Linked DNA regions of Mus musculus: all the other regions are linked to region 3. Evidence: chromatin loops called from intact Hi-C (ENCODE). Cell type or tissue: left cerebral cortex. All regions are shown on one strand. Region 1 overlaps Lyrm7 (LYR motif containing 7). Region 2 overlaps Cdc42se2 (CDC42 small effector 2). Region 3 holds the start of Cdc42se2 (CDC42 small effector 2).

The links. Peaks named below come from ENCODE experiments on the same cell type or tissue, not always from the same donor. Only the 100,000 strongest peaks of a DNase experiment are listed, where the experiment ranks them.
Region 1: it touches region 3 in a loop (2.2-fold over the local background); 7 of 42 quality-filtered maps call a loop at or near these places.
Region 2: it touches region 3 in a loop (2.2-fold over the local background); 7 of 42 quality-filtered maps call a loop at or near these places.

Annotation. Positions count from the first base shown.
Region 1 is chr11:54,837,148-54,845,147 of GRCm38, forward strand. Lyrm7 (LYR motif containing 7) reads right to left here. Exons shown (of 5, transcript NM_029327.5): 5 at 1,203-4,055. The coding sequence ends at 3,985. Among named protein-coding and RNA genes, the nearest start is that of Gm31490, 19 kb to the right of the region's middle. In left cerebral cortex, a CTCF peak has its summit at 3,438; a DNase peak (open chromatin) is centred at 3,955.
Region 2 is chr11:54,725,304-54,733,303 of GRCm38, forward strand. All of the region lies in intron 3 of Cdc42se2 (CDC42 small effector 2), which reads right to left. Among named protein-coding and RNA genes, the nearest start is that of Cdc42se2, 58 kb to the right of the region's middle. In left cerebral cortex, CTCF peaks have their summits at 1,317 and 2,291; DNase peaks (open chromatin) are centred at 1,455, 1,663, 2,287, 2,521 and 2 more places; H3K27ac peaks cover 2,763 bases.
Region 3 is chr11:54,784,642-54,792,641 of GRCm38, forward strand. It overlaps Cdc42se2 (CDC42 small effector 2), which reads right to left and starts at 3,062. Exons shown (of 6, transcript NM_178626.3): 1 at 2,919-3,062. In left cerebral cortex, CTCF peaks have their summits at 1,093 (motif pointing right), 2,295 and 3,225; DNase peaks (open chromatin) are centred at 2,393 and 3,091; H3K4me3 peaks cover 2,273 bases; H3K27ac peaks cover 2,126 bases.

The DNA.
Region 1 (8,000 bases), 53 kb after region 3:
TGGCCAGCCCCAGTTAATATTTCTTTAAGCCGCACTTATATTTCTTTAAGATAGTAAGACTGGGGGCTGGAGAGTTGAGAACACTGTTCCCTCTTCCAGAGGACCTGACTTCAGCTCCAAGCACCCAATTCAGTCTGGTTATGATCATACATAACTCTTAGTTCCAGGAGATCTGACACCTCTAGCCTCCACAGGCTTCTGCACTCACATGCACAAATCCACATGCACGCACGCACGCACACGTGCGTGCGCACACACAATGAATTTTAAAAAGACTATAAAAGATAGAACCACATCACATTGTGTATTACATCTTATAAACAATTTAAAAATATTTTTATTTTTTATTTTATGTGCATTGGTGTTTTGCCTCCATGTATGTCTGTGTGAGGGTGTCGGGTCACTGGGAACTAGAGTTACAGTTGCCAGCTGCCATGTAGGTGCAGGAATTGAACCTGGGTCCTCTGGGAGAACAGCCAGTGCTCTTAATCGCTGAGCCATCTCTCCAGCCCCCTAGACAATACTCTAATAAACTCATCATTTGTTGAACAGGGTCTCACACATCAGTCTAGCCTCAATCCTGCTATGAAGCTCAGATTGACCTTGAACTTCTGATCTTCAAGCTGCTACCCCCACCCCCAAGTTCGGGGAATTACTTGGGTTAGGCAGTGCTGGGGATAGAACTCAGGGCTTCATACACACTAAGCAAGCATTCAGCTAACAGAACCACACCCACATCCCTAGCGTTCTTTTTTACATTAACAGAGCAGCATGGGAATCTCCAGGTATCCTTGGGATACCTGACAAAGACAGGCACAGTCTGTGTGGACATTGCCGCCCATACTCCACAGACTCCGCACAGAATTATCAATCCTCACTCATTCTGTTTCATCTGGTTTTCTTGGAGATTGAACCTCAGGCCTTGTACATACTGGACAAATTTCATACCACTGAGCTATAGCCTCAGGCCTTCACAATTCCAACTCAAGGTACACATATAATGCAGGTCAATGAGACCGTTTAGTAGAAAAAAAGGTGCTTGCTGCCACAACCCAAGTTCAAGTCCCAGAGAATCAACTCCCCAAATTATTCTCTGACTTCCATGTATGTCATAGCATGTAAATGTATGCAATCACAGGTGCACACCCAAGTGCACGAACACACACACACACACACACAGGTTACAATTTGACTCTCAAATGTCTCCCACAGTTTTGTTTTTTGTTTTTATTTCCCCCAGCTCATAGGGCTATTTTGAAGCATGTGGAACCTTTAGGAGGTGGAACCTGATTGGCACAAGTAGGTCACTAGAAACAGTCATTTTAACATTATGCCTGCCCACCCACTCCCTGCCAGGCTTAGTTAGCCAAGTGTTTCCTGTCTGCCACCATGTTTTGTTAAGGTGTCGCCTTAAGGTATTGGAATGAAATCATGCTGTAACACAAACCCGTAAGTTATTCTTCACCTGTTTTATCACAGCAGTGCAAAAACAACCATCACAATAAAACTTGAATCTGTCCTGAGCCAATAGGATGATGGATAATTTAGGGATTTGATAAAATAAGGAAAAAAATATATAATGTGTTCCAGACTAGCCAAGGCTACACAGTGAGACCCTGTCTCAGAAAAGTCATATCCTTGCCAATACTTGATATTGTCAACCATCCAGATTTCGGCCATTCTAATAGACACATAACTATGTCACTATGATTTTAATTCCTAGTGCCTGTTAATGTACTAGCAACTTCTCACACTATATCTGTCATTTGCATATCTTTAAAAATTTGTAGCCAGGTATGGTGGTGCACGCCTTTAATCCCAGCACTCAGGAGACAGAGGCAGGCGGATTTCTGAGTTCGAGACCAGCCTGGTGTACAAAGTGAGTTCCAGGACAGCCAGGGCTGCACAGACAAACCCTGTCTCAAAAAAAAAAAAAAAAAAAAAATGTGGCTGGAGAGATGGCTCAGCAGTTGAGAGCACTTAGTGCTTTTGCCAAGACCCTTAGTGACATTTCTGGCACCCACATGTTGGCTGACAACCATCTGTAATACAACAGAGATGCAAGTGGCACACAAAAACGCATGAAGGCAAAACACTCATACAAATAAATATAAGATCTAAAAGAGAAAACTTAAGCTAGGTCGTGGTGGCGCATGCCTTTAATCCCAGCACTTGGGAGGCAGAGGCAGGCAGAGATCTCTGTAAGTTTGAGGTCACCCTGGTCTGCAGAGTGAGGTTCAGGACAGAAAAAGCTACACAAAGAAACCCTGTTTCAAAAGACCAAAAAATAAAAAATTCAAAACTGTGATTGTGTGTGCATGAAGCACGAACTTGCAGAATTTGGTTCTCTCGTTCCATCCTGTGGGTTCCAAAACTGGCAACCCTGACAGCTTCCATGTATCTTTTTTGATGAAGCATCTGTTCAAATATTACTTTTAAAGTTGGGTTGAGGGACTGGAGAGATGGCTGAGTGGTTAAGAAACACTGTTCCAGATGACCGAGGTTCAATTTCCAGCACCCATACGGCGGCTCACAACCCTTTGTAAGAGAGGAGTTCTAAGGTATCCGACAACCTTTATGGGGTCTCTGTGGGCACCAGGCATGCAAGTAGTAAGCTGACACACAAAGCAGCAAGGCACCAATAAACAGGAAATCACTTCTCTGTAGTTGAGTTGCTTGTTTTACGATTCCTTTATTATGCATCTGTGTGTCACTGTTGGTTTGAGTCTATACATGTAAATGCAGTGCCCTTAGAGGCCAGTAGAGTGCACAGGATCCCCTGGAAATGGAGTGACAGCTTCGAGTTACCTGAAAGGGTGCTGGGAACTGAACTCAGGTCCTAGCAGCAGGAGTTCTTAACCTCTGAGCCATCTCAGCCCCTGCTTGCTTTCGAATATTTGAAGTCCTTTATATAGTCTGATAACTCTTTTTTCATACCTGGTAACATATGTTTTATAGAATCATCATATATATGACAGATATTTCATCTATAATTGTTCACTAATCGTTATGTAAATGTTTTTAACTTTGATAAAATCCAATTGTTATTATTACTATTATTTATTTGGAACACTAGAGATCAAATTATGTAAAGCACTGGGGAGGCAGAGGCAAGTGGATCTTAGAGTTCAAGGCTAGGACTGCACAGGGAGACCCTATCTCAAAAGAGAGGTGGGGAGGGGGGAGGGAGGGAGAAAGGGAGAGAGAGAGAGAGAGATCTATAGCATTTCACAGCAGTCTACAAAGACCACAAGCCATCTGACAGAGGGCCACTACAGTGACCCAGAGTGACTTTGATATTTCATCTATCTAATGTCTTTACATGGGGCTAGAGAGATGGCTCAGTGCTTTGGAGCACTGGCTGTTCTTCTAGGAAACTCATGACCATCTATAACTCCAGTCCCAGGGGATCCAATTCCCTCTCCTGACCTCTGCAGGCACGGCACTGCATACACACCTGGTGCATAGACATTTAAGCAGGCAAAACACCCATACATACAAAACAAAAAGGGGAACGTTGTCTTTGTAAGAATGCAGAGAAATACACTACATAATTATTTGTTAGCCGCAAAAATAACCACGGGACTTTGGGAAACAATGGCTGCTTTTAGACGAGAGCTGGAAGAAAAATGTTAATTTTTTACCAACTTAATATTTTGGGGATTAAACATCAATTTAATGTAGCATTTTATATTTAGCTATGTATGTCCCATGAGATGAAAAGTCACCAATTTGGTAAGGTGCTTCATTGGCAAACAGCTTTGGAAGACCAAAAGACCTACCAAAGGGAAAGAGAGGAGCGTCCTGCCTCCCCAGGCCTTCAGTTGCCCATGTCAGTGAAAGGCATGTCTATCTCCTCTGTAGCCCTCAGCCTGTCGCTCATTTGCAACGTGCGCTTCAGAGAGAAACATGTGCATGTCCAGGACCGTTGCCAGGTATGTATTTAAAGTGGGAAGGAGCAGAGATGGGTTTATCCTGGAAGCTTTACTGCTTCTGGGTTGGCGCATCACAGTACGGCACATTTTCTGTGAGAAGATCTTTCCTGGGGACCAGTTCTAAAAGGAACAGAGAAATGAGCGGTTAAGACGGTTAGAGCTCCAGTCACTACTTATCTTAAAGTAGACCTGGGGCCGGCACATCCGTCTCCCCAGCAGTTCTAACCGTGAGTTGTGTAATTTGGGAAGCATGCACTATTCTACAGACATTTTATTTCAGCTGATGTCTGAGGTGACTATGTGAGTCTAAATGGAAACATTTAATACGATCTTCATTCGTGTTACAAAAAACATATACAACCAAATCCTTTATCATTTCATTAAACACAACTAATAAATGACTGAATGGAATTAAGCTAAAAACACACTAATCTGTCAATGGCTCTTTAAAAATGTCACCTATGAATGATTTTTGAGACAGGATCTCATGTAGCTCTGGCTAGCCTTGAACTCCCCATGTAGCTGAGGCTAACCTTGAACTCTTGATTCTCTAGCCTCCACTTCCCAACAATGGGGTTACAGGTGTACCACACCATGCCTGGATACTTGAAAAATTTTATAGAAAGCAAGACATCACTCTCATAATTCAGACATTCCAAATTTATAGAATGATTCCCCTCCCCTCCCACAACTGCCCTTCTCCTTCCCTCCCTTCCTTCTTGTTCCTGGGCCTTGGGAACCCAGGGCCTCACAGGCTGCAGAGTGTATACTCTACCACTGAGCTACACCCTGTCCCCTAGAACAATGGCTCCTCACCGAAGGAGTCTTCAGATATACCACTTAGGGGATGCTACCAAAAATTTACTGGGCAGGAGCCAAGGATGCTAACTGTGGTGTGAAAGACAGTCTGGGGCAGAGAGGGTTATACTTCATGGCAGAGTGACAGCAGTGTCTCCACTGAGACACACAGTGACAGTGGTGTCCCCACTGAGACACACTGCTGAACAGCCAACTGCTGACTGCTAGGCAAGACAGCGTTGGGGCCTCAGAGATTACTCATCGGTTAAAGTGCTTACTACAGGAAGAGTTCAGATCCCCTAGGAAGATGAGCCTTGTCAGGGAACTGAGTGCCGAACCAAGAAACCCTGCTTCAATGAAACAAAAAAGAAGGCGGGCAATTCCCACTATTAGGTTCAGGGGTGCACATGCACCCATACACACAGAAAAATGGAAAAGGAAAAAAAAAGAGAGAAAGAGAAAACTGCCCACATCTGCTGACGTGTGCCTATAATCCCAGGAATCATGGGCAAAGGCAGTGAGACCTGCACTCAAGTCCAGCCTGCAGTACATAGCGTGGCCATGGCTGGTCTGCACTGTGGTGAGACCCTGTCTTAAAGGCCCTGGGTCTAATACTCAATACTGAAAAACAATTAAAAAGAAAAAAGGCAGTGAGATACATCACCCACCCCCCTTTCTTGGGAAGAGCAGGACCCAGCTAGGCCATCCTCACAGCCTCAATGTGATGGCTCACATTTGTAATCTTAACAGTTTGCAGGATAAGACAAGAGGATCGCCGTCACTGTGAACAGAGTTTGAGCTATACAATGAGTTCCAGACAAGCCTAGTTAAACCTGTCTCAACAAAAGCAGGGTTGGAGATGTGCCTGGATTAGTAAAGTGCCTGCCTCCATGCACAAGGCCCTGTGCTCACTCAGCCCAGCTGCTGTGGTGGGACATACTTCTAATCCTGGCACTCAGGGTAGAGAAAAGAGAATCAGAAGTCAGCTACCCAGGGAGTTTAAGCCAGCCTGGGCTATATGAAATTCTGTGTCAAACAAGAGAGCAAATGCCCCCCTAACCACTCTTCCCAGAGCCTGCCTACAATCTTTAGAGGTAGTGATGAAAGATAAGTAACTGCTCCAGACTCAGGAAACTCAGCAGCACCCTGGACCACAGGGGAAAGGGGTTCCTCCTACTAGAAAGGGCATTGTTAACTGGGTAGTGGTGGGTGTGCCTTTAGTCCTAGCACTCGGGAGGCAGAGGCAGGCAAATCTCTGAGAGGCCAGCCTGGTCTACAGGGTGAGTTTCAGAACAGCCAGAGTTATACAGAGAAATCCTGTCTCAAAAAACAAATAAACAAAACCAAAACAAAACACCAAAGAAACAAACAAAAAAACAAAGGGCCTTATTAGGAGGAAAGAAAAAATTTAAACAATGGTATTCCATGAATCCCCTAGTTTTGATAATTAAACTATAGTTAAGGACTGTCCTTCATATTCAAGGAATGTGCATTCAGGGGACAGGGCATGATGGCTCACACCTTTATTTCCAATGCTCAGAAGACAGACAGAGGGAGGTAGATCTTTCAGAGTTTGAGGCTAGCCTGGTCTACATATCAAGTTCCAGGACAGCCAGAGCTATAGAATGAAACTCTGTCTCAGAGAAAAACAAAACAAAACAAAACAAAACCCAAAAAAACAAAAAACAAAGCCGGGCAGTGGTGCTGTATGCCTTTAGTCTCAGCGCTTGGGAGGCAGATGGATCTCTGTGAGTTCAGGGCCAGTCTGGTCTATAAGGCAAATCCAGATCAGCCAGAGCTACATAATAGAGAGCCCTGTCTCAAAAATAAACAAAAATTTTAAAAAAAAGTTTCTTTGGCTTCAAGGGGTTCATTATCTATTGGGAAAGACAAACCACAGCCACTCTATAGCATAAGGATTCACAAATGGTTTTTATAGTGAAAATACAAGAATCTGAGCTATTACACTGAAGAATAAATTACTAAACCTATCAATATTACTTTAGACTATGCCTAGTTTTGAATAACCAGAAGTCCACCAAACAGTGGTTTAACAAAAGAAGTTACAGTTGGGGGGCTGGTGAGATGGCTCAGTGGGTAAGAGCACCCGACTGCTCTTCCGAAGGTCCAAAGTTCAAATCCCAGCAACCACATGGTGGCTCACAACCACCCGTTGTGAGATCTGATGCCCTCTTCTAGAGTGTCTGAAGACAGCTACAGTGTATTTACATATAATAAATAAATAAATAAATCTTAAAAAAAAAAAAAAAAAGAAGTTACAGTTGGGGGCTGGTGAGATGGCTCAGCGGTTAAGAGCACTGACTGCTCTTCCGGAGGTCCTGAGTTCAAATCCCAGCAACCACATGGTGGCTCACAACCACCCGTAATGAGATCTGAAGACAGCTACAGTGTACTTACATATAATAAATAAATAAATCTTAAAAAAAAAAAAAAGAATAAGAAGCTACAGTTCAAGGCCAGCCTGGTCTACAGAGTGAGTTCCAAGACAGCCAGGGCTACACAGAGAAACCCTGCCTCAGAAAACAAACAAACAAAAAAAATTTTTTTTAAAGGGGGGTGGGAGACTTATTTTTCTTCCCTTTTGAAACATGGCAGGTCTGAGCTAGTAGACGTCCTGGTGCTGCTGAGAACCCAGGCTCTTCTCTCCCTGACTGCAGCCCCCGGTGATCAGCAGTCTGCCTTCCCTCCCTTCTGCTGCCACCACATTTGCACAGCAGGAAGGAAGAACAAAGAGCAGGAGGGGCGCCCCACCCAGACCGTTCCTCCTCTGCAAAACAACGGCTTCCGTGGAAATAACGCGCAGTAGGTAGGTGCTTATAGAAGATGCCAGAGCGTCTGGGAAATCACATTATATCTTCCTTGATGTCCCTCTCTGGACATGAACATGGGCAATAAGCAAGTCACAGAACACTCTCATTTACTACCTGTCCCCAGAGCCTCACCAGGATTCATATTGAGGCTCTGGTTAATGGGCTGGCCTGCTCTACCCAATGGGTCTACTTGTGGCTCACACGGTAAACACTGATGCTGCTTTAGTTAGAAATAAAGGACGGGATGAAGAATAAAAACATGGGATTGGGAATCGTGGTAGTGGTCAGGCCACAGAAAATCCTCATCCCCGGGACAGGAAAAGATAATGACTTAATAACAGAATAATTCCTCAGCCTGCCAATTTGGCACTACCAAATCTAGTTTCAAGAGACTCAAATCCCCCTCTGACCGCACTCTGAGCCACTTCCTGTCCTG
Region 2 (8,000 bases), 59 kb before region 3:
GTGTGTGTGTGAGAGAGAGAGAGGAAGAGAGAGAGAGAGAGAGAGAGAGAGAGAGAGAGAGAGAGAGAGAGAGAGAGAGAATATATCCCCACATAAAACAAACCTTCAAACTTAAAGTGCACCTCTGCACAGCAAGTGCTCAAGGCCACCTGACCTACAAGCTGCAATTCTAGATCAGAGTTTCTTTAGTAGCAGCAGCAACAAGAGTAATAATAATTATCACTATTATTAGGAGGCCTGCGCCTGAGCACACATGTGGAGGTCAGAGGATGATTCGTGGAATCTATTCTCTCCTTCCACCTGTCTATGGGTTCTGAGGACTGATACCAGGTCACTGGGCCAGCGTGGCACATACCTTTACACACCACACCATCTATCTCCCTGGCCCTTATGATGGTTTTACAAGAACTCACTCTTAGATGTTACTGACCTGCTAAGCCTCTGTGAGCACTTGCAATGCTAGCCTCTAACACGGTTGAGTCAACACTTTCACCTGTGGAGACAGGTCTCATTCTATAGGGCTGGCTGTACTGAAACTCCCTATGTATGTATGTATGTATGTATGTATGTATGTATGTATGTATGTATTAGCCTCAAACTCAAGAGATCCTCCTGCCTCAGCCTTCCAAATGCTGGGAATAAACGTATGAGCTATCTTACCCAGGTCATTTGTGCTTTATTTCTCTAAAGTTAATCTCCAGGCCTTTAGTAAGGGTGTCCTAGAGCCCCACTCATTTTTAATCAAGAAGGTCTCAGAAAGCCAAGAGAAGGTTCAGACCCTTCTAGCTTTGCTCACCCAGATTCAGGGTATGTTGCCCCCACTACACTCCTCTTACTTCCCCCCCCCCCCCCCCACTGTTCCTGTGTGGAGCAGTAAGTCATAATTCTGCAGAAGAGCCTTAAGAAGCAAAGCCAAAACGGATGTGGCAGTAGTCTCCTCTTCTTTTTGCTAAAAACCATTAGAGTGACCCTCGGAAGCCAGTCATCCTAGTTCACCCACCCGTATGTACTCCAAAGCATGATCAATTTCCAGTATCCCAAGTGAGACAGCTTAGTAGACCTTCTGGAGGGTAGAGACAGAGACTTCATCACAAGGAGAAAAGGACAGCAGCTGTACACCTGGGGCAAAGGATCTGCAGGACAGGGGCCATCTCCCAACGTCTCACAGGAACCTGACTTGCAAGAGCAACTGCCTCTGCTGTACACTCAGCCTGCTGGAGGGCCTCTCTAGGCAGACCTGGCATACTGGAGTCACACCTTCCAGGCATCCTGGTTTCTATAATCCTGGCCCTGAAGACTGAAGAGCCACCATGCCCCCTGTGGTGCTAGGAAGAAATCACACATGGCCCACACCCCTACACTAAGTGACTTACTTGAATTTCTGGGTGAGGCTCGGAGAACAGCTGCCACAGTAAGCTACTGAGGGAGAGTGTGCAAACACATTCCCAGGGACACGCTCACACATAAAGGCAAAGGTGGGAAGCCTCCAGCTCACTGTTTTCACAAAGACACATGTCCTTGTTAAGATAAGGTCTTAAGATGAGATGGTGGAGGAAGGAAGAGATGAAAACAGAAAGGAAGGGGGTGGGGATCAAGCACTTGAGCCCACACCAGTCAACACAGTGAGCACACCCATCCTCCTAAAAGTCCCTTCCCCATCCCTTCTCCACGTAGGCACTGATCTACTGCCCACATGTCTGTCAGCATTTTCCTGAAGCTCATTTAAATGGATCCTCCAGCATGTGCTTTCCTTCACTTGTGCAGTTATTCTGAGGGTGGTAACTGTTGCTACCTATACCAGGAGTCACTCCTTGTTAATCACAGAACTCTGAGACAGGTTAAACTATAGCGAACCAAAATCAATCTGAATTCCTTGCTATCATCTCTTCTCAGTCAGCTGAGTTTCCCTAAGGGACATAAACACACTTTGATAGCATGCAGAGCACATGTGGGCAAGGCTCACAAGGTGGCAAGACCTTCTGTGTCAACTCCCAATCACTAGATACTGACACTCCAACTATGATGTAGTGATGCAGAAATTCCATAGAAAGAAACGTTTGCCAAACCACCTCTCCTCTAGCACAACTGTTCACATTTGTGCCTCTAATCCCTGACCTTATACAGAATGAAAAGCATCTGAAGCATGACTAGGAGTATTTGCATGGCCGGCAGCTAATGAAGAGTCCTGTAAGAGTGAAGTGTTCCAGGAAACACAGTGACTCTACCCAAGTCCACACAGCAGGGCTGTGAGCGCCCTCTCAAGCTTCCTGTTTTGCTTTGCCGAGGCCCAACTGTGGAATTCCCCTGGCTGCTGACAACTGCATCTGTGTTTGTCTTGAAATTTTAATACCATGTACTTGAAAAAGTGTGCTGTTCAAAACAAAAAATCCACCTTATGCTTGAAAAATATGGTGTGCTTAGTGGTTGGTGGCTGACTGGGGGTAGTGGAATCATGCCAAGTACCCATGGCTGGCATGGAATTTGCAATCCTCCTGCCTCAGCCTCCTCAGTACACCTGCCTTTGTAGTTAGACATTTATACTTAGTCCTGGGTGCCGTGGGCTCCACCCTCCCTCACATCTCAAGAGCTGTAGAGCAGAGAAAATCTTCCCAGCTGTCAGGATGTCCCTGATCACTTTAATTGGATGCTTTCTGACTAACAGTGAACATGACGGACTCTCCTCTCCTAAATACTGAAAACATCCAATCTGTCCTTTCTCCTGTGAAGAAGAGAGCTATGGAGTCTTGTCATAAATATTTTATTTAGTTAACTATGCAAACCAGTTAGTAACTATACAAACCAGGCTGGCTTTGACCCTGGGCCCCTTCCAACTCCTATCTTACCTACTAGAAGCAGGAGAATGTTCTTACTTTGTGTTAGCATTACACGCTGTGAATGCATGTATGCACAAATGTGTGCACACGGTACGCAGAGGACAGAGGATGAGAGCCCTTGCAACTGAGGTCTCAGGTCATTGTGAACCACCTAGCTTGGGTAGAACTGAAATCAAGTCCTGTGGAAGAATGGCCAGTAAGTACTCTTAGCCAAATCAATGTGTTGTTAATTCTGGGTAATTAATCTCTAAAGTGTCCTTAGTTACAGAAAATGTGCATTTCATTCTAAACTTTTACATCAGACTGTTACTGGTTTAAAAGGAGCGAAATGCAAGTTTCTGAGGTACTTGTATATCAGTCATGTGAGAGACAGAACCCGACCACAATAACCTCAAGCAAAGGCCTGAGCCTCCATTCTTGCAGGTTCATAAAACCCAAGGGGGAAAAAAATAAGCCCATGCTATTGGTGTCAGAGAAGCAACTTCACTTTGGCCCTTTAAGAATTCATGACCAAGAAAGGCATTGACTTTCAGGCTACCACACAACAGGACCTGAAACTGCACACTGTATTTTCTAAATAAACAACAATCTCCCAGATGAGGTCAGATGACTTACAACAATAGGGTCTTTTAGGCAATGTTTTAGAACTCATAAAAGCTGCCAGTTAATGGGAACTTTTCATACGGCCTGCAGACAGGACTGGGTAATCCAGTGTGAGGCACTGGGTAGGTACAGGAAAATAAAGCTAGAGCTTTTTAAGTTATTTGAAACAGCAGTTGTTTTTCTTCTTAATTCATCAAAAGGCGTTTCTGACTTTCTTCCCAGGGTTTTGTTTGTGGCAATGGACAGTACGGTGAAGGAGCGCACAGCTGTAATAGCACTGTTTGCCTGGGAGCTGAAGCAGGAAGGTTCCAGGACAGTCTAAGCTCCACCCTTCCTCAAAGGTAACCCTGTTTCTGAGCTGGGCACTCGAGTCTACAGCATGAAACACATCTATCTGGGACTAAAAAGTCTCTGAGACATGGGAGGAAAACACAATAAATACTACTTTTATTTTTCATTATTCTTAAAGATTTTAGTCCTTCAAATACTTGATATACAGGGTGCTATGAGGCTATAAGGTGTGTTGTTTCTACAAAAGTTATTAAAAACAATAAACAGAAAATATTGAGTTATATTAGTACTTAACCTAAATCTACCAATGAAAGATGCATAGCAGAGCTTCCTAGGATGCATTCCTCCTGCAGACATGTGCCTTTCAAAATGCCAGAATGCCTAAGTGTGGTGGTTTGGATAAGAATGGCACCAAGAGACTCACGTGTGAACACTTCGTCATCAGGGTGTGGCAGTACTTGAGAAGGATTAGGAAGTGTGATCTTGTTAGGTCTTGTTGGAGGAAGTGTGCCATGGGGGAGCCACTGAGATTCTGAGATTTCGAAAGCCCATGCTAAACCCAGTTCTCCTGTCCCCTCACCCCTCATCTCTCTCTGATTTTTCCTTTGCCTACAGATCAGGATGTGACCCTCAGCTACTGCTCCACTGTCATGCTCCCTGCCATGATGAGAATGGATTAAGTCTGAGAGGGTAAGCCAACCCCAGCTAAACGCTGTTCTTTATAAAAGTTTCCTAGGTCACACTGTCTCTTCACAGCAACACATCAGTGACAAAGACGCTGACCTCATGCTGCAAATGCCCATGGGCCAAAAAATGAGGAATGAAATTGGGGAATTTTATTTCAAGAAACTTTTAATTTGTGTATCACCCTGATTCATAACCTAACAGTCAAATGAACCCAGTATCATGCACATTAAAATCAGACAGCACAAGAATAAAATTCAACATAAGATGCTAATTTTGATTCAGTAAGAGCCTGAGTCAGAGGAGAAAGTAGAGAAAAAGGAAGGAATTAGGACACAAACACAAGCCCCAACCCCACCCCAGAGCTTTTCAGTTAGAAATGTCAGTCAGCTGACTGAGAGCTTGCCTAGCATGCACAGAGCCCAGGGTTGGATCCCCAAGCACCACATAAAACCAGGGTTGGGGGCCTGTCAAACACAGAAGTGGATGCTCACAGTCAGCTATTGGATGGATCACAGGGCCCCCAATGGAGGAGCTAGAGAAAGTACCCAAGGAGCTAAAGGGGTCTGCAACCCTATAGGTGGTACAACAATATGAACTAACCAGTACCCCCAGAGCTCGTGTCTCTAGCTGCATATGTATCAGAAGATGGCCTAGTCGGCCATCATTGGGAAGAGAGGCCCCTTGGTCTTGCAAACTTTATATGCCTCAGTACAGGGGAACGCCAGGGCCAAGAAGTGTGTGTGTGAGGGGGGGGGGGGGCTGGGGGACTTTTGGTATAGCATTTGAAATGTAAATGAAGAAAATACCTAATTAAAAAATAAAAACAAAACAAAAAAACAAACCAGGGTTGGTGGTACACAGCTGTAACCCTAACACTCTTGGGAAGGTGAAAGTGGGATCAGAAGAAGTCATAGGAAGTCTGAGGCCAGCCAGGGATACACAAGACTCTGTAGGTAGATGATAGATAGATAGATATATAGATAGATAGACAGACAGATAGATAGACAGACAGATGTTCAGACAGATTAGATGAGAGAGAGAGCACAAGCTTGCTCAAAACTAGTCTGCACATTTATCCAATTTCATGAATCTCTAAACTCAACACAGATCTAACTGAAATCTCAACAGGTCTTTCAGAAAACCTGACAAACTTTGAAATTTGTATGGAAGATTCCACTAAGACTGGCCAAAACATAAAATAAAAACTAAACGACAGATCTGCCTTTCCAGACACCATGACAATATAAAACAGTAAAATAGAGACCATGATATCAGCATAATGCTGAGCTCAGGAAAGGCAGGATGAAGAGACTCGGAGTGTGGCTCACACATGATGTGTGGACACTCGTTTTAGAGGCTAAGCTAGAAAGACACTTATGAAGCATGTTACAACACACTCTCATAGATCTCTTACCAGGGACAAAGGACTACTGGCGCAATGAGTGGTGGGGCAAAAAGTCACCACATAGAAAAATAAGCACAATTAGATTCTTTCTTCCAAAGCCAACTCCAAGCCCAGCATGGTGGTGCACACCTGAAACCTCTACACTCAAAAGGCTGCGACAAGAGAAACGTGTGAGTTCAAGTTCAGCCTGGGCCACACAAGCAAGACTTTTGTCTCAAAAAACAAACAAAACAACATACATTAATTCACTACAGGCTTTTATTATATATGGCAACTGATTCTACTTTTACAAGAAAGTCTAGGTAAGTGTCTTTATAACTCAAAACGTTTTTAAACAAGACACTCAACATAAAAACCTGTGCCTATAACCCTACAGTTGGGGAGGCAAAGACAGGAGGCTGTTTGGTGCTCGTTAGCCAGCTAATATTGCTGAGTCAGAGAGCTAAGGTCAGTGAGGAAGAGGACGGCACTGTCGTTAGTCTCTGGCTTTCCCGAGCGTGTACACAGACCTGCATGGATCCTATGTGTACACACAACCAATAGTTTGCATTCAGATATTACGAATATGCCCATGACTATGGAATACAGAAAATCACACTGATCAATAAACATCAAGAGATGCTAAGCTCTGTGCTGCATATGCAGCTCAGGGGGCAGAGCACTTGCCTAGCATGCACAAATGAAACCCGAGACTAAGTGTGCCTGTGACCCATAATCCAAGCATTTGGAAGGTGGAGGAAAGATCAAAAACACAAGGTGGATGATGGGCCTGGTGATGCACGCCTTTAATCCCAGCACTCCAGAGGCAGTAGGATCTCTGTGAGTTCCAGAGATCTGTAGAGAGACCTTGTCTCAAAAAACAAACAGCACAAGGTCATCTGTGGCTATACAGTAACTTTGAGGCTAGCCTGGGATACATGAGACCCCACTTCAAAACATAAAAGAGGTTAGCAAGATAGCTCAATAGGTAAAGACACTTGCTGCCAAACCTAAGGATTTGTGTTCAGTTCCCTGGGATCCACATGCTAGAGGAAGAGAACTGATTCCCATAGTTGTCCTCTGACCTCCACCTGCATGTTATGACATGTCTCCCTAAATAATGTAATAATATTTTTAAAAATTAAGAAAGAAAAAAAGGGAGAGTAAAAGGTGTGGGGGGGGGCTGTGATGGTTTTTATATGCTCAGCCCAGGAAGTGGCACTATTAGGTGTGGCCCTGTTGGAGTAGGTGTGTCACTGTGGGTGTGGGTTTAAAGACCCTTACCCTAGCTGCCTGGAAGCCAGTATTCTGCTAGCAGCCTTCAGATGAAGATGTAGAACTCTCAGCTCTGCCTGCACCATGCCTGCCTGGATGCTGCCCTGTTCCCACTTTGATAGTAATGGACTGAACCTCTGAACCTGTAAGCCAGCCCCAATTAAATGTTGTCCTTTATAAAACTTGCCTTGCCTTGGTCATGGTGTCTGTTCACAGCAGTAATTAACATGAGGAACAAAAAGGAGAAAACAGAAAAATCAGAGAATTTCACTTTACCCATTAGACTGTTAAAAACTAAGGTAAAAACATCATCAATGAAGATTCTGTGACAGCCAAAGCAGCCAACACTGCTACAGGAACCATGGGTATTAGAGTCAGTTGTCACTATCCTATGAGACTGACTTTTCATGACCCACAGCTCAAATTCCCAATTTACAAGGGAGCAGACAGGACAAGAGCCAGGTCCAACCAAGGGGCAAGTGTAAAAAACCCTTTCCCCAAACAAGACATCCATCCCCGCTGGTCATTCTGGCACTGGTGAGCATTGCTGCGATGATGATTCTGGCATAACATGTGAATTCTACAGATTCATAAATCAAAAAGGATTTGATTTTGCTTTAAATACTAATGTGCTCACTTGTTTTTCAGCTGTAACCTCGAGGTGCCTATAAATTACAACTGCAAGGTAGCTAAGCTGTAAGAATACAGGAGAGAGGATGAGGGAGGGAGGGAGGGAGGGAGGGAGGGAGGGAGGGAGGGAAGGAAGAGGGGGTGGAGAAAGGGAGGAAGGGAGAGGGGGAGAAGGAGAGGTCCCAATCTAAATTGAATCAAGATCAATTTAAGAAAAGTACTAAAAGATGAGATATAACTTTTATTTATAAGCAAATAAATATCAGAAAACAGAATCCAGGGCGTGTGTAAGTTCC
Region 3 (8,000 bases):
GCAGCAGTGCACCGCCAAGCCAGGGCTTCTGCACACTGGGAAAAAACTCTTATCAACCAGGCTATAGAAGTCATCACTGTTTGGTTTGGTTTGGTTATTTGGGAGGTGGTAATTTTTATTTTTTGAGGGGGCTGTTTTACTGGTTGGTTTTGTTTTTAAATAGGGTGTCATGTAGCTCAGGCTAGACTGGAACTTGATAAAGCAACCAAGCAAGCAAGGCCTCACATATGCTAAACAAATTGACAACTACAGTATATCCTCGGCCTACATCTCCCCCCAACCCTTTTGAGACAGGGTCTCATTCTGTGGCTCTAGCTGGCTTGGAACTAGGTATGTAGACCAGGCTGGCCTTAAACTTAGAGATTCACCTGCCTCCTGCCTCCCAAATGCTGTGATTAAAGGTGCATACCAGTGCCTAGCCCACACCTGCATTTTAATATACAGTTTTATCATAGTTGTACTTCTAGAAGGAAGTCCAAACAGCACCACATATTATTACTAATAATTCTTCTCTTGTCAACACTATTTAGTCAATAGTGTATTTTTTTATGATAAACACGCAGACAAAACAAAAATGTTGGAAAGGTACTTTATTTAAGATATTTCTTTTTTTCTACCCATCAACTCCATTCTTTTTGTGGTACTGAAGATGGAAGACAGAGCCTGGTACACACATACTAGGAAACTATACTACCATAGCCACATCCCTGCTCTGTTAAAAATGAAATAAAATAAAATGGCTAAAATATCCAAAACAAAAGAAATCTACTAATTTACCTTGTTATCTTTTGGGTCTCATATAGTTCAGACTGGCCTTACGTTTGTGATATATAGGCCAAAGACGGCCTTACACTCATGATCCCTCTGCCTCCACCATTACAGGTGTTGGTAGTAAGGCTCCCACTATCATACTGCTTGTGGTGATTGAATGAACGACTTCATGTCAACTGACCCACATTCCCTGCCCATCTTTGGGGATCGATCTCTCTCTCTCTCTCTCTCTCTCTCTCTCTCTCTCGTTACTGTTTTGTAATTATGTGTATGTGTGTGTATGTCACCTGTATTCTGGTGCTCCATGAAGACCAGAAGAGGGCATCATATCCCCATTACAGACAGTTGTGAGCCATCAGGTGTGGGTGTTAGGAACTTAACTCCAATCCTCTAGATAAGCAGCAAGTGCTGGTTTAACCACAGAGCAGAGATTTTTTTTTTTAATACAGAAAATGTTATTACAAAGATTATTACTGAAACAGAACTGGAATCACACTATCAATAAAAACACTGCATCAAAATCTAGTTCAGGAGAAAAATAAAACACCATCTTGTTGAAACCATTCTTCCTGTCGCTTTAAAACCTACTGGGATTTTTATTAAGCTGACAAATGAAACCATAACCCAATAATCGTGGCCTTAAAAAGTTACTCATTAACTTTTAAGTAGGATGCTATGAATGAACACTTCCTGAAGTTCACCAGCCATTTTTCCAAGTGAAGTAGCCCTAGGGGTCTGGGGAGGTCCTTACTTGCTACATCGATACTACATAATGAACTTCATGCTCAAGCTTAAGAGAGAAACATTTCCAGGTTTTGTTCCCTTCCACAAACAGAATTCAAAAATCTCTCTGTGCTTAATATGTGTCTAATGAGTATGCTGGGTAAACTGTGATGTTTAACCACCAAGGCGACATTAGATCCCCTCCCCTAAAGTTCAGAGCTCTCTCTCCCTGGCTCATAGAGATCCAAGACTGACCATGCCACAGTCCCTCCAAAGCCCACACACATCTTTACTCCTACTACATAGAAAGCTAGACCTCAAAATGCACCCCAAACATCTTTCTCAATTATTTTCAAAGAAAAGGAGAAATCAGGCCTGCTGAGAAACAGAAATCTGTAAGCCAACTTCTCTCAAAAATTTCACATCTCAAAGGTACTATCTGCTATGCTGGCTGGCAATAATGACCAACTAATTATTAATAGTTTACATGGGGATGGGGGACAGAAACTTGCTAGGCATTCTTTCCAATAGTCCTTTATCTGAGTCAAGAAGCTATGTGCCTCATCTTACTAGTAGGAACAGTTCTGTGTGGTGTTTTAAGATTCATTCATTATATCAATATTTTACTAAGCAAGGGTCCTTTAAGAGCATTTAATTTTCTTTCTTTCTTTCTTCCCCCCCCCCCCTCTTTTTGTGGCGGGTGGGAGTACTGGGGAACTGAACTACTCTGGGCCGCCTCCTACATGCAAGGCAAGTTCCCTACCACTGAGCTGTACTCCCAGGCCCAGAACGTCTCAGTGCTGCGCTCTGCACATCACTACCAAACTCCTCCAGGAAAGCTCGGCAGTAGCAATCACTGCCGCTAAAACGGAATTCCCAGGGTTGCCTGAAATCAGCCGGCACCGGGCTGCTCCTCAGCTCGAAATGCGGACGTCAGCGAGCCGCTACCTACCACACCCGTTAGTAATGCTCACCACCGTGGCCGCGAGCTCCCGGTGCAACAACCTGTAAGAGTCGCCGCAGCGACTGCGAGGCAGTGGCCCGGCTTCCTCTCTCGGGGTCCCAGGCAGGCCGGGCGGGAGTCGGGGTTCGGGAGCCCAGCCGCTCCGCGCCGGTCCAGACTGGCGGGGCTGCGGACTGGGGGAGGGGTCCGTAGCGCCTCCCCCATCGGGAAGGTGCAGGCTACGGTGAAAGCTGGCCTCACGGAGAATGAAGAGAACCATACGCCGGTCCTCGCGTGAGGACCTCGCCCAGACTGGAAAATGGAGCCGCCGCAGCCTCAGTCAGTCCGCAGCCCCAGTCTGCTGCCCCAGTCCGCAGCGCGGAGAGGCCCGGGCCGCGCTCGCCCTCAACCTTCCGAGTGGCGACCCTACACTTGGCGCCTCGGGCGGCGGGGCCAACGTGGGGCCCTCTCCCTCACTCACCGTCGCCTTTGTCTCCGCCGCCTGCTCCAGCCGCGCGGCTCCGAGCGCCGGCTCCGAAGCTTCCAGGATCTCCACACACCAAGCAGCTGCGCTCCCCGCTTCGGGCTCCGCCCTCCCGCCTAGGCTCTGGCGCGCAGAGGCGGAGCCACAAGCGGTGTGTGCGGCTGCGCGGCTACGCCCCCACTACAAGGACACGCCCTGTCCCCCCCCAGTAGGCGGGCTGGTAGCTGTGAGGCCCCGCCCAGTGAGGGAGTGGCGAGACCTAGGGGATGCTAGGCGCGCAAAGAGTGACCGCTGGGTGGGCTACGGGGAAGATGGATGCCGCTGCCTCGCGCCACAGCACCTTCCTGTCCGGATCCAGCCGTAGACGTGCCCGGGCGAGCAAGGCGCTGCTAGGCAGAGCTGGCCAGCACCAGATGTCTCTCACGCTCAGATCACGTTACTTTCAAGGAATCAGAATCACTGACTCATTGGAGAGTCAAGAATATCTACCTGGCATTTGAAAAGTTCGTCTCTGTGACTTCTTGTGGGATCGTTTTTTTTTTTGGTTTTTTTTTTTTTTTTTTTTTTTTGGTTTTGCTTTGACGTTGTTTGAGGGAGGGCCTTTTTGTAGCCCCAGAGTGGCCTCAAACTCACTATATAGGTAAGGATGGCCTGGATCTTGTGATCCTCCTGCCTCCGTCTCCCAAGCGCTGGGATTACTAGTGTATGTCACAAGCTTAAGGACTTTTGGAGTAGAACCCTGGCTGACCTGGAACTCACAGCAGTCCTCCTGCCTCAGCCACCACATTTTATGACTACATTAACTTTACACTTTAGGCACCCAGAAGCAAGAAACAAATGGACGCCTTCCCACTGAAATCTAGCCACACATACTCAGACAGGGAGCTGCATGACCATCACTATTGATAGGAAATTTCTAGCTTGTTCAGTGACAAAACTGGAGTACTCCTTGGTTCCTCTTATTCTCAATTTCACATCCATTCTGTCCATAAGGGTAATTGGCGTGGTTCTACATTCAAACAAAAAGAAAATCAGACTGTTCATCTACATTGTTTCTGTCATCCGTGGTCCCAGTCACACTTCAGTGGCTTTCTTAAATGACCTCCCTGACCACCATCAACAAACTGTGTTGTCAAAACAAGAGGGAGAATATCCTCCCGCAAGGAGAGTCAGCTCATGTCTCATCCGATCAAAATCCACCAGTGTTCCCGTTACTGTAGAAGATAACATCTTTACAATGGCTGACAAAGCCTCTGAGATTTTTTTTTTTCCCTATAGGTCTCAGAATTCATCTCCAGTCTCACTGGTGCTTGCAATGTCCAGTCTATACTCAGGGACTAGGACATTCTCTAATGTCTGCCTTCTCCCCTCAACTCCACTCAGATCTTCTTTAACAATGATGCGTAGCCTAAACCCACTTCTTTACATTGCTACAGGCTCAATCCTTCCCCCATCTATCTGCCCTTGTTCTCCTGTTCCCAGAACAGTCTGCACAATTTATTCTGTTAATTTTGCTCCTGTCTTCCCCACTAGAAGCTGGGTGTTTGGGTTGGCTGGATTTGATTTCTGCAGTGCTGTAGGTGAAACCCAGGGCCTTGCTCTGGCTTGGTGAGTACCACACACATGCAGACCTTTGAGGCTGGGGATAACTGTTCTAATCAACTAATCAGTCCCAAGTGCCTAGAGGAAATGAAAAAAAAATTAAATACCCCCAAGATGTTCAACAACAAAAATAATCAATTTTATTTTCAGTTTCCTCTTGATTCCACTTTCTGCCAGTCAACCAACCATTAGATTTTAACCTACATCAGACCATAAACATTTGGACTTCTCAGTTCTTTTGTGTACAGTAACCATTTACTTGATGTTTGATGCAATTTTTGACCAGTGACATCCCTGTACCCTATTTCACTGAGTAAGAATAATGTGATAGGGTAGAGAAAATTTGATATAGTACTTAAAGGTATGCTGTTTTGAAAAAACTTTCCTAAGACCAAAAAAAAAAAAAAAACCAAAACTTCCCAAGTGTCATACATTGCTTGCATTGTTCTTTGACATGCAAATATGGTCACCTTAAACAATATTTTCTACCACTTATCCATAAAAGGTAGCAATCCTTACGGGAATTGTTACACATTATTTAATATTCTATAAAAGTGTGCATCTGGGTGATGGTGGCCTATGCTTTTAATCCCAGCACTTAAGATACAGAGGCAGGTGGATCTCTATGAATTCAAGGCCAGCCTGGTCTACAGAGCAAGGTTTAGGACAGTCAGGGCTATACAAAGAAATCCTGTCTTGAAAAACCAAGTAAATAAATAAGTGTGTGTGTGTGTGTGTGAGAGAGAGAGAGAGAGAGAGAGAGAGAGAGAGAGAGAGAGAGAGAGAGAGAGTTGCCTGTGTGAGGGAGAGAGGGAGAGAGAGAGAAACTGAACAACATCTAATTTTGGTTGCTAGGACCATTCATATTCCCTTTTGTTAAGGGCACAATTCTATTCAATTAGATGGGTATTGTTTTATTGCTACAGCTGTTGTTGTTATGGGTCCTTGTCATAGGGTCTCTCTATGCAGAGATTTGACTGGCCTGGCACTCGCTCTGCAGTCTAGGGTAACCTTGAATCATGGCAATCCACCTGCCTCTGCTTCTCAAATGTTGAGATTACTTGCATGGGCCTAGCTTAGATGATACTATTGTTTAACAGTGGATATACATGATGGTTTGCTCAATATTGTATTAGTAGCAGTCTCTTTACCTATTTGATTTATTCTTTATGATTTAAAACAAAGCTACAAATTATACCTTATGATTCAGATTTTTTTAAAAATAAAGTTTTAGGCCAGCCACAGTGACAACATATCTTTAATCCCAACAGATCTTGTGAATTCAAGGCCAACCTGTTCTACATAGTGAGTTCTAATATAACCAAGGCTATATAGTGAGACCCTGTTTGGGAGGAAGGGTGGAAGGGGCCAGTGTTAAATTTTGCTGTTCTTCACAAAAATCATTTACAATGGATTTTATCATGTCAAAATATAGTTTGTCATTATGATAACACCAAACACTGAATTTTCTAGAGTCAGAGACAGGATGTGTCTTCACTGTCTTTAAGACTGTTCCCATGTACAGTCTTGTTCCCAAAGAAGGACAGGGACAGAAAGCAGACACCACTGTTGATCACTGCACACTGGCCTGCCTCTGAAGATACTGATAAGTACCATAGTTGGTAAAGTACAAAAAAAAGCTGTCTCAAGCACTTCCTAATCCATAACAAGTGGTAACACTAAGGACAGCAAGAAGCAACATGTTGGTCTAACCAGCTCCTAATCTCTTCTGAGCTCACATAGCTGCTGCAGTGGCCTGATTCTGCAATTTTGCTAAATTGAATAAATCTTCTTTTGAAGATCTCAAAGCAGGGGCTGGGGAGAATGTTCAGTCAGGGAAAGTACTTGATGTACAGTACAGTACAGATGGACTGAGTTCCATCCCCAGCCCCCATGAAAAAAGCCTGTAATTCCAGCACGGGGAGGCAGAGGCAAGAGAGGATCCCCAATAAGCCTGGTTGGCAATTCCCAGACTCACTGAAAGAGAGACCCTATCCTTAAAAGCAAGATGGAAAATGATAAAAGATATGTGCTGTCAATCGCTGGCCTCTATATAACACACATGCACACACTGCAATGCACACCCACACATGCACTCACTGTGAATGCATAGCCACACATGCACTCACTGAATATGCATAGGCACACATGCACACACTGCAATGCACACCCACACATGCACTCACTGTACATGCATACATGCACATGTGCACACACTGCAATACACACCCACGCATGGACATACTACACATGCATACTCGCACATAAACACACTGAACATACATTCTCACACATGCACTCACTGTGCATGCATAGCCACACATGCACACACTGCACATGCATACCCACGCATGCACTCACTGTACATGCATAAGCACACATAGACACATTGAACATGCATAGCCACGCATGCACTCACTGCATATGCACACCTACACATACACACACTGCACATGCACATCCACACATGCTCACACTGCACATGCATAGGCACACATGCACACACTGCACATGCATACCCACGCATGCACTCACTGTACATGCATACACACACATGTGCACACACTGCAATGCACACCCATACATGCACTCACTGTACATGAATACATACACATGGACACTGCACATGCATGCCCACACATGCACTCACCGTGCATGCACACTCACACATTCACCACTGCACATACATGCCTACATATGCACACACTGCACATGCATAGCCACACATGCATTACTGCACATGCATATGCACTGTACATGCATACATGCACATGCAACTCAAAGCAAAGGGATGTTCCTAAAAGTGTGACATTTATATTTTTTAAACTGCTTCCCAGAATTTAATAGCAGCTACATTTCCACACTTAGAAAGGAGATAGTGTATGGAATCAGAATCTGGAGTTCAATCCAGACTTTGGTGCTTAATTAGCAATGTGGTTCAGATCAAAGCTCTTTCCTAACCCATCTTTTCATTTAATAGGACTAATAATATCTACCCTGAGAACGGTTGTGGGAAATCATTGAGAGAACTCACAGGCCCAAGCTAAGTACCAACAAGAAAACATTAACTATTATCTCTCCACAAGCATCTAATTAAGCTCCTTGCCCTGGTTCATAACAATACTGAGAAAAGTTCATAAAAGGCACTGCGTGGGACTGTTTGAGCCCTAAAGAAAGCAGAATCAATAAAATAAACTTTGCTGTGTATGTGCAATCCTGAGAATTAGACTTAGGGCCTCTCATATGCTAGGGAAGCACTCTGCCACTGAGCTATATTTCCAGCCCCAAAAGAGTGTTTTCAGAGAGGCATGAACAGCCACTCAAGCAGACCATGTGACACAGGCCCAAACAATAAAGAAAGGAGAGAGTAATAAGGCTCACGTCAGCCTAGACCAGCTTCATGACGAAATGATTCAATACACAACTGCTGGAATAATAATATGTCCATGTTTCTGGATTTTTCAGGGCCATCTCTGG